2 separate regions of the Homo sapiens genome follow, and region 1 is linked to region 2. A link is a loop called in an ENCODE intact Hi-C map of the cell type or tissue named here. Cell type or tissue: heart left ventricle. All regions are shown on one strand. Each heading gives the region's core, and the rest is flanking DNA. Links, peaks and the distances in the headings are about the cores only. Region 1 has its middle 6.3 kb from the start of CTSH. Region 2 overlaps RASGRF1 (Ras protein specific guanine nucleotide releasing factor 1).

Region 1 (5,242 bases), core at 1-5,000, 56 kb after region 2:
GCCAACAAGCACATGAAAAGATGTTCAATACCACTGGTCATTAGGGAAATACATATCAAAACCACAATGAGATACCACTTCATGCCCACTAGAAGAGTTATGATCTAAAAAAAATGGAAAATAATAAGTGTCAGTGAGAATATGGAAAAATAAGAACCCTCATACATTGCTGATGGAAATGTTAAATGGTTCGGCTGCTGTGAAAAAATAGTCTGGCAGTTTCTCAAAAAATAAAGAGAGTCACCATATGACCCAGCAATTCCACTCCTAGGTTTATATCCAAGAGAAACAAAAATGTGTCTACACAGAAACTGGTACACAAATGTTTATAGCAGCATTATTCATAATAGCCAAAAGGTGAAAACAAGCCAAATGTCCATCAACAGATGAGTGGATTTTAAAAACGTAGTATAGGCCAGGTGCGGGGTGGCTCACACCTGCAATCCTAGCACTTTGGGAGGCTGAGCCTGAGGATGAATTGCTTGAGCTCAGGAGTTCCAGATCAGCCTGGGCAACATAGTGAAACCTTGTCTCTACAAAAAAAAATACAAAAATTAGCTGGGCATGGTGGGGAGTGCCTGTGGTCCCAGCTACTCAGGAGAGTAAGGTGGGAGGATCGCCTGAGCCTGGGAGATGGAGGATTCAGTGAGCTATGATCACGCCAACGCACTCCAGCCTGGGCAACAGAGGGAGACTCTGTCTCAAAACCCTGTCTCAAAAACAAAAACAGGTCCCGTCGCTACTAAAAATACAAAAATTAGCTGGACGTGGTGGCAAGCACCTGTAATCCCAGCTACTCAGGGTGGCTGACACAGGAGAATCACTTGAACCCGGAGGCAGAGGTTGCAGTGAGCCAAGATTGCACCACTGCACTCCAGCCTGGGTGACAGAGCGAGACTCCATCTCAAAACACACCCACACATACACAAACACACACACAAAACATAGTATAGCCATACAATAAAATATTACTCAGCTTTAAAAAGAAATAAGTACTAACGCATGCTATAACTTGGAAGAACCTAGAAAACATTACGCTGAGAGAAGAGAGACACAAAAGGTCTCTTATCATATGATTCCTCTTACATGAAGTGTCCAGAATAGGCAAATCCATAGACACAGAAAGCCGAGTAGTGGGTGCCAGGGGAATGGGGTGGGGAGAGGGGAATGAGGAATAATTAGTTCATGGGTATGGGGTGTTCTTTGCAGGTGATGAAAAAGTTTGGAAACTAGAGAGAGGTGATAGTTGCACAACATTATAAATGCACTAAACACCTCTGAATTATACACTTCAAAATGGCCTATTTCATGTTATGTGAATTTTGCCTCAACAAAACGAGGAAAACTGGCTGTAACTGCTCATTCACAAAGCACTTCAGATGTGATCAGGAGATTATGTAGATTAATGGGATAACTGAATTGCATACCTTAAAATGGCTGAGTATATGATATATGAATTTCACTTTAATTTTTTAAAAGTTAAAAAAAAAGAAAGAAAAAGGGATTGGCAAGGCAGAGCTTCTCAGAGGAAGGGTCTTAAACTTGTTCTTGAAGGAATAGAAGAAGCCCAGGGTTTCTGGAGAGAAGAGGGGCTGGGGTGACCCAGATAAGGTAGACGTAAGTGATGGGTTGAGCTGCAATGGGGTGAGGAGTCCAGGGAGAGAGGGACCCTGGGGGCGGCAGGGAGGTAGAGGCAGGTGGCGGGTGGGTGGGCCTGGGTATGGGGCTGGGTGGGTGGCTGGTCCCGGAAGTGTGCAGAGGCACCACAATAGGGCTTTGGTGCTGAAATCTTGCAGGCTCAGTTCCTACCTGGCCTGATTCCATTTTCATTCAGTCAAGCCCTTATCAGCCCTTGTTTGCTTGTTTACTATGCAATTATTACCCAAATCAGACCAAGTGACTCATGACCCAGAAATAGTCAAGGCCCTTCTCATCGCCAGGAAGGGGAGTTAGGAATGTTCTGCTCACGTCGGGCAGGTCCAAGCAAACTTGCAATCCTCTCTGGTCACTGCCTCTTCTGGGTCTCTCCATGGCCCCAACTGTGCCTTTCTATTTCTTTGTTCCCTCTAAACCTTGCACCCACCTGCAAACACCATCCACCCATTTTTGCTTCTCTCGAGAGACTTCTCAAGGCACCCACAAGCCTAATCAGGAGGTGAGTACAGCACCTCCAAATGTCTTTATTCCAGGACCCGAAGCCCTTCAAACATCACCTTCAATGCCACAAGCCTTTTACCATCTGACTCAGAATAAACAGTAACAACCACTGCTACTGCTACTGCTACCATTTGTGTTGTGCCTGCAGAGAGCCAGGCTCTGTGTTTGAGCACTAACACACGAGTGTGTTCCATTTCACTGAAGACACAGGAAACCAGGGAAGTGATTTTCAAAATATTTAACCACCAGTGTGGCGTGGGCACTGAACCACTCAGACTCACGGCCAAACTGGTACAAACTGGCTAAAGATCAGTCAGCTGCAGGAAACCCTGAAAAGTCATAAAGGATTAAACGTGAGTGTGTGGTGCAGATTATTAATTCAGGAGTTCAGGAAGAGGAAGTTTCCGTAGAGGAAAAATTCAACTGGGGTGAAATTTGGAATGGGTTGGGGACGGTGTGGCTAAGAAAGAGGAGAGGTGGGCAGAAGAATTGGGATGGGGCTGTGTCCAGGACAGGAAGTAGACCTGTGAACTGATGCTGAGTGCAGTGGTGGTGGGCATTACAAGCAGGATAAGGAAAAATCACAGAGGGTCCTAAGTGCAAAGCAAAGGAGTATAGGCTGTGAAAATTTGTGAACAAAGAGAGACTGAAGGAGGCCCTGGAGAAGAAACAACGAGGCTGTAACTGTGGGATTCAGAACTCCTGCCTCTGAACTCCAACTTCCCCTAGAGGTAGGAATTATGCCAACTAAGCTGGGATAAGCTCACACTGCACGGGAGTTTGCAGCTTGCAGAAAAGTCCAGAAATGAGTACTCTGTTACAGGGCCAGGACTAGGGCGAGAGCAGTGAGGCATACTACTGAGGTGCAAAATGTCAGGGAGTGTCCAAAAATGCAGTAATCAAGATAAATAATACTTGAATGCAATGTTTTAAAATGAAAAGTTAATGCAAAAAACACATGGTGAGCAAAATGTCACGTTTTAAAAATAAATATGGGATCAGGCAGTCGCTCGCGCCTGCAATCCCAGCACTTTGGGAGGCCGAGGCGGGCGGATCACCTGAGGTCAGGAGTTTGAGAACAGCCTGGCCAACATGGTGAAACCCCGTCTCTACTAAAAATACAAAAATTAGCCAGGCGTGGTGGCGGGTGCCTGTAATCCCAGCTACTCAGGAGGCTGAGACGAGAGAATTGCTTGAACCTGGGAGGCGGAGGTTGCAATGAGCCGAGATAGCACCATTGTACTACAGCCTGGGCAACAAGAGTGAAACTCCGTCTCGAAAATAAATAAATAAATAATCGACCTTTGGACTTGCACAGCATAACCTCGCTGCTTCACCCTGATCCTGGCTGTGATGAAACACCAGCTTCTGGACTTTTCTGCAGGTCTCCACACTTTTCTTGGCTGTGGGTGCAGCATCTCCAGGGTTTGGCCAAAGGGGTGGTGTTCTCCATGTTCTCTGGCTTTCCAGGGGACAAACAGTGCCTTCTCATTCAGTCAATGGACATTTTTCAGGCTGGAATTCTCTGACCCACAGCCAAGGGAAGTAATCAAGGTGGCTAGGCAGGATGTCTCCTGGCCAACAGAACTAACAAGAGTTCAAATTCACATTACAAGGCAGCTGAAGCTCCTTTGGTGGCTGAACCTCCTTGATGCGGACTTACACCCCTACTGTATTCGTTACCTTTTCCACTCTACAAACTTTGGTCACTCATCCCTGCATCCATTCATCCCTCCTTCCACCCATCCATCCAACAATACAGCTGTTGGTCCATCTTGCCATGGACAGAGCCGTCTATCCAGCCATCCCTTCTTCTATTCATTCATCCACACATGCATCCAAACACATAGCCAGGCACCCAACCACTGAGCCAATCCCCTACCGACCTACCATATAAAATCAGCCTGTGGATGTGGAAGGAGTCCCACCTCTTACCAGCAGGCCTACTTAACTTCTCCAAGTCTCAATCTCTTCATCTGAAAATTGAGTATGTGTATGCTCATAAGGGCCTTCACAGGGTTGTTATGAGCAGTAAATAACAAAACCCATGTGAATGGTGGCTATTATATTACCATGGTAAGAAAATGAATGTGGCAAAAGGCCCAGCTTGTCTGCTACAATGTTGGCTCTAACAGGTGATCTGGAAAACCAGTCAAACCTGTAGTTAACAGTTGTGGGGGGTGGGGGAGGGGGGTGATAAAGTTGTGTTATCCTTTTTGTTATCCCCAGATTCAGCTTAAGGAAAAGAATAAATGGATGTGGGGCAGGTAACAATGACTAGAACATTCATGCAGGAGGCATTCTGCATGCAGGCAGTGACTGCAGATTCCAGGACCTGTGGTTAGCGGACTCCTATTGATGTTTCTGGGAACTCTAGACCTGGAAGTTCAGGTAGGTAGGCAAGCCTCAGGACTCATCGTCATCACTTGTTCCCATGGGGCAAATGCTTTAGTGGAGAACTCTGGACTCAGGTAGCCAGGGGTTCATAGCAGGGGTTCAAATCCCACTCTTACTTACTTGTGTGGCCTTAGACAATGTACGTAAGTGCCTCAATTACCCCATCCGTACAATGGGGATTAAGAAGTGAAGATTCTGCTGATACGGTGGCTCAGGCCTATAATCCTAGCACTTTGGGAGGCCGAGGCAGGTGGGTTGCCGGAGCTCAGGAGTTTGAGACCCGCCTGGGCACCATGGAGAAACCCTGTCTCCACTAAGATACAAAAAATTAGCTGGGCGTGGTGGTGGGCACCTGTAATCCCAGCCACTTAGGAGGCTGAAGCAGGAGAATTGCTTGAACTGGGGAGGCGGAGGTTGCAGTGAGCCGAGATCGTGCCATTGCACTCCAGCCTGGGCGACAGAGCGAGACTCTGTCTCCAAAAAAACTAAATAAAAATAAAATAAAAGGTGAAGAGTCACAAAGTTTATTTGTGTGAGGCACTTGGAGCAGGGTCCAACACATCCCCACAAGAGGTCATGACTCTGACCATGGATAGGCCTGTTCTTTGCCCTTGGCCTCTCAGCCCCCATATGCACCAGACCTTCAGACCAATGAGGCACCTGCCAGTTTGGGTGTTTCATCTGGTGT
Region 2 (5,488 bases), core at 237-5,236:
TCATTGATGCCTGGGAGATAGGAATACCACTTGGAGCATTCATCAAGAAGTGTTGAAAGATCAGAGAGAAGCAAATCTGAATTTCCACTGAGAAAATGTTCACATTGTAAGGCACTGAATACACTTTCTAGCAGGGATAGCAAGTATCTGGCACTCAAGCCAGTCATCTCCCATCCAGAGCCCCTGGCAGACATTGCTAATGGATCACAGCACTCTCTTGTGTTGAGTCTGGAAGCACAGCTCTGGGCCACTGCTACCAGTCTGCCTACTTTAATGCACTCTCCCATTTTGCAGACAGGGAAGCTGAAGTGCAGGATAGTTCTACAGAATATTGGAAATATTGCCGGGTGCAGTGACTCAAGCCTGTAATCCCGGCACTTTGGGAGGCTGAGGCAGGCAGATCAATTGAGGTCAGGAGGTCGAGGCCAGCCTGGCCAACACAGTGAAACCCCATCTCTACTAAAAATACAAAAAATTAGCTGGTCATTGTGGTGCATGCCTGTAATCCCAGCTACTCAGGAGTCTGAGGCAGGAGAATCGCTTGAGCCCGAGGTGGAGGTTGCCATGAGCCGACATTGCGCCACTGCCCTCCAGACTGGGCGACAGAGTGGGTGAGACTCTGTCTCAAAAGAAAAAAAAAAAAAAACAAACAAAGAGGCTGGGTGCAGTGGCTCACTCCTGTAATCCCAGCACTTTGGGAGGCCAAGGTGGGCAGATCACAAGGTCAGGAGTTCCAGACCAGCCTGGGCAACACAGTGAAACCCCGTCTCTACTAAAACACAAAAAATTAGCTGGGTGTGGTGGTGGGCACCTGTAATCCCAGCTACTCAGGAGGCTGAGGCAGGAGAATCACTTGAACCCGGGAGGCGGAGGTTGCAGTGAGCCAAGATCGCACCACTGCACTCCAGCCTGGGCAACAGAGCGGGAGTCCATCTCAATTAAAAAGAAAAAAAAAAAAGAATATTGGAATTGCCAGAGGCACTGGAACCAACAGTGATTGTGAGGTTTAAAACAGAAAAGGAAAGGAAAAGGAAGGAGTAGAGAATGCAGGGGCTTTTCTTCACTTTCTCTTCCCCTTCCGGTGGCAGGAGCCCACAGAGAAGGTGCTAGAAGCAAACCCTTGCCAGAGGGGTCAGATGATCCCTATTTGGATGCCAGGTCTGGGCTGGATGCTTTGGGATCCGTGACATGGGAGTAGCTGTACTCTCCCTCTGAAACATGCAGCCCAGTGGGAATGACTTGGCTTCATTTGAGAGACAGTTACTGAGCCCCTTCAGCCTCCAGGGCTGGACGTAGCCCTTACTCGATGTTGCTGTCCCAGGCACTTCCTCCAGCCCAGTATTTCTTTTATTATTGCTTCTTCACAGTTTCTCACCTTCCTTTTGAGACTTTTAGTGTTGACTAAAGGAAAAATGATCAACTTTTAAAGAATTCAGGTTTGTTTTCTTCAGAAGCCTTCCTGAGGACTGTAGACGGAGGCCAGCAGCCCGGGAGCCACCCTTCTGTGAGGTCCTATCAGATATCAGCACAGTGTTTCAGCCCACTGCTTAAATGCAGGTGGGGGGCTCAGCACCTGCAGAATCACATCAGACTTGCTGAGAAGTGACACTGAAGCAGAATCACATCAAGGTTTGGGCCTGAGAGTGCGTCTGGTTAGAGATGACAGAGGTGTCATCACTAACCTTATCAGACGTCATATTATGTTTGGGAAAGGCAAAGACGAGGGTCATTTATCTTGTAGGGAGAATAGAGACTCAGGCAAGAGACCTGGGAGGCCATGTGCTCTGGCCTGCTTTGTCCTCAAAGCATCTTTCCGGAGCGCTGCACATCGTCACGGAGTCAGGGGCCTTGTGGAGTCATGCCAGCAAGCAGAAATGAGCAGGCGTGGCTTCTCTCGTTTGCTACTTTGTCTCACGGTAGTGAGAGGTCCCCTCTCTGTCCACTCTGTGTTGCTTCCATTTTCTGTCATTTCAACCTCTTTGTCCTTCTCTGAGTTCTAGGGGACTTTCTCAAATGTGTTTAATAGACCACTCAGATTTTCTGAGTGTCCGATCTGCCATTTGCTGCATCCGTCCCAGCCTTCAATTTAGCACTCTTGTTTTTCATGTCCAGGAAATCCTTCTGACCTTGGATTACTCCCTCTTCATGGTTGCTTCTCAAGGTCCCATAGATGCAGTGTATACTTTCCTGAATCTTGGTGGAAACCAAATCAGGAGTTTTCTAAAATGTTTTGTGTCTTGCAGCAAAGCTAACTTAGAAGGCAGCATTTCCTCGGTTTCTTTGGAATGCTCTCTTTTTGAACTGCAGTATCTTTACGGGCCCTGTGCTTTTCCCATATTGTTCTCATCCTAAAAAGAAATCCCACTGCCCTGCTCATTGAAGGCACTCGATAAAGTTTATTTATTTCAAATCCCAAGAATGCTTCCAAAGAAAAGTATTTAAGAAAGACAGTGTGAAAGGGATGCTATGTCCATTTGCTCACTTCCTCTGAGCACTATCTGCACTCCTAGGTAGAAGATACCCTCGAAAGAACAGGTGAGCCAGGTGCGGTGGCTCACGCCTGTAATCCCAGCACTCTGGGAGGCCAAGGCAGGTGGATCAAGAGGTCAAGAGTTTGAGACCAGCCTGGCCAACATGGTGAAACCCCATCTCTACTAAGAATACAAAAATTAGCTGGGCGTGGTGGCGCATGCCTGTAATCCCAGCTACTCGGGAGGCTGAGGCAGGAGAATCACTTGAATCGTGGAGGCAGAGGCACTCCAGCTTGGGTGACAGAGCAAGACTCCATCTCAAAAAACAGAAAAAAAAAAAAAGAAAAACTAGATAGTCTGGGCACAGTGGCTCACACCTGTCATCCCAGCACTTTGGGAGGCCAAGGCAGGAGGATTGCTTGAGCCCTGGAATTCGAGACCAGCCTGGGCAACATGGTGAAACCGTGTCTCTACCAAAAAATACAAAAATTAGCGAGGCATAGTGGCATGTACCTGTAATCCCAGCTACTGGGGAGGGTAAGGCAGGAGGATCACTTGAGCCCAGGAGAGCAAGGCTGCAGTGAGCCATGATCACACCACCGCACTGTACTCCAGCCTGAGCAAATGAGACCTTATCTCATTAAAAAAAAAAAAAAAAAAAACTAGATACGGCCATCAGCATGTAAGTAATAAGGACAAACAAAAAATAAAGAAGTAAATAAAAAGAAATGAGCACTATATTTGATTCTAAGATTCTTGGTAGTCAAAACAAAAAGTAAAACATGATTACAAAGACTCACAACATCCAAAAAATGAAAACCCAGAGTTGCCCAAGAGTCCTAATAGCTCCCATTGGATGACCAATAAAAGACGATTCCAGTGGCGTAAGCACCAGAGGGCGCTGTGTGGTACAGCAGCCTTCAGGGCCACTGGTTCCCACTATGCCCTGTAGAGGCTGCTGACCTCAAGTTCACAAGCAGCTGAAACAAGACCCCTGCAAGTTCACCCCATCTTAGCCCCTTTGTTCTGGCTAACTGCACTGGACACCTGTCCTTACATCTTGACAGCTGCTAGCAGATCAAATAGACCACATTTTGTTTTTCCATGTATCAGCTGATGGACACCTGGGTAGTTTCCACTTTGGGGCTATTACAAATAATGCTGCTAAGAACATTCATGTACACATATTTTTTTTTGAGGCAGAGTCTCGCTGTGTCACCCAGGCTGGAGGGCAGTGTCACAGTCTCGGCTCACTGCAACCTCCATCTCCAGGGTTCAAGCGATTCTTGTGCCTCAGCCTCCCTAGTAACTGGTATTACAGGTATGGGCCACCACACCTAGCTAACTTTTGTATTTTTAAGAGAGACAGGGTTTCGCCATGTTGCCCAGGCTGGTCTTGAGCTCCTGACCTCAAGTGATCCTCCCACCTCAGCCTCCCAAAGTGCTGGGATTACAGGCGTGAGCCACTGCACCCCATCCACATACACATTTGTGTAAACAGAGTTCCTTACGTCTTGTGAACTCAACAACAAATGTTTTTAAATTTGTAATACTTCTCCAGTATTTCTAGGGGTTTTATAATGGAGAGTTTTTAGGATATTGGGAAAAAGAAGTTGTAGCCCTCCTTCAGTGTCATCCTTCCCAAGCTTGTTCTCTTAATAAGACCATCCTGTGTTGTCAGTGTGTGGGGGAAGCAGTGATGAGCAGGCCTGGTGGGTGCCATTCAGATGCCTTTAGACCCACATCACCTCTGCATCCTTCCTCCCCTCTCAGGTCCGACGCCTCCTTATATTGTGATGATGTTGACATTCGCTTCAGCAAAACCATGAACTCCTGCAAAGTGCTGCAGATCCGCTACGCCAGTGTGGAGCGGCTGCTGGAGAGGCTGACGGACCTGCGCTTCCTGAGCATCGACTTCCTCAACACCTTCCTGCACTCCTACCGCGTCTTCACCACCGCCATCGTGGTCCTGGACAAGCTCATTACCATCTACAAGAAGCCTATCAGTGCCATTCCTGCCAGGTGGCTGAGGTGCCCTCCTCCTCCCATGCCCGGAGAGCTTCCAAGCCTTGGAGGAAAACTGAGCTTGCACGGGGCCGGGGGGTGACCTGGAAGGTCCCTGGAGGAGCAGCAGTAACGTGTTGGGGTGCTGCGGGACACACACCGCCACTGCCCCCTCTCCCCAGGAACCAAGCCTCCCTCTGCAGAGAGGCAGGGACAGCTCACCTGCCTGGTGCTACTGCTCAGTCTCAGCTGCTTCCATCTCCACCTGCCAGGATCCTGGGGTGTGGAGGGTGCTCTCACCTCTTAGCCCCGCTCCTGGAAGCACAGGGTCCCACCGTCACCAAAGGACAGTGCTTCCTTTGGTGAAAAAAGAGAAAGGAAATGAGGAGGGGAAGGAGGACAGAAGGAGAGAGGGAGAGGGAGAAAGAAAAATAAAGGGAGAGAGGAAGGAAGGAAGGGAGGGAGGGAGGGAGGGAGGGAGGGAGAAAGGACTCTTACCCCTGCTTTGCTTAGACCACCTCCTACTCTAAGAAATGATGGAGCCCTTTTTGGCCTACTTGGGGTGAGTCAACATAAGGAGTGCAGGCCACCTTAGCCTTTGCTTCTCAAAAGTCATGGGGCAATGAAGGACTTGGCCAAGGCTGTCCAGCAGTAGGCCAAGTTCAGGGATTGGCTCAGGCCCCTAATGGACTTCACTGCATCCAGGAATGGTAGGTGATTATCTTTTCCGAGAGGCCACCTACCCAGATCCCAGTTGTGGACAGCCCATCCCAGCCCTCAGAGGCTCAGAGGCTCTCTGAGTGCCCTGCCCCAAAACACCCTAGGCAAGACATTATGCCAGAGCCTCAGCTCTAGGGCTGCCTGGAGCAGAGCTCCTGAATCACACTGGCTCCCCAGGGCTCCCCAGGAACCTCACCATTCCTCCCCCAATCCACACCTCTGCTGCCAGAGCAACGCAACGACCCAGAATACACCCGTTCCCTCTTCTGTTCCCTCCTCCTGCCCCCACCTCA

The links. Peaks named below come from ENCODE experiments on the same cell type or tissue, not always from the same donor. Only the 100,000 strongest peaks of a DNase experiment are listed, where the experiment ranks them.
Region 1: a loop joins it to region 2, with 3 times the contacts of the local background. A loop is called at or near these places in 5 of 110 quality-filtered maps.

Annotation. Positions count from the first base shown.
Region 1 is chr15:78,948,774-78,954,015 of GRCh38, reverse strand. No RefSeq gene overlaps it. Among named protein-coding and RNA genes, the nearest start is that of CTSH, 6.3 kb to the right of the region's middle. In heart left ventricle, for the core only: a CTCF peak has its summit at 2,899; no DNase peak of the experiment used is centred there; H3K27ac peaks cover 452 bases.
Region 2 is chr15:79,005,191-79,010,678 of GRCh38, reverse strand. It overlaps RASGRF1 (Ras protein specific guanine nucleotide releasing factor 1), which reads left to right. Exons shown (of 27, transcript NM_001145648.3): 14 at 4,245-4,493. It overlaps LOC105370917 (a long non-coding RNA gene), which reads right to left. Exons shown (of 3, transcript XR_932519.4): 2 at 4,698-4,790. Among named protein-coding and RNA genes, the nearest start is that of CTSH, 63 kb to the right of the region's middle. RefSeq lists a silencer at 3,258-3,552 and an enhancer at 3,989-4,824. In heart left ventricle, for the core only: a CTCF peak has its summit at 3,349 (motif pointing right); DNase peaks (open chromatin) are centred at 3,348 and 4,458.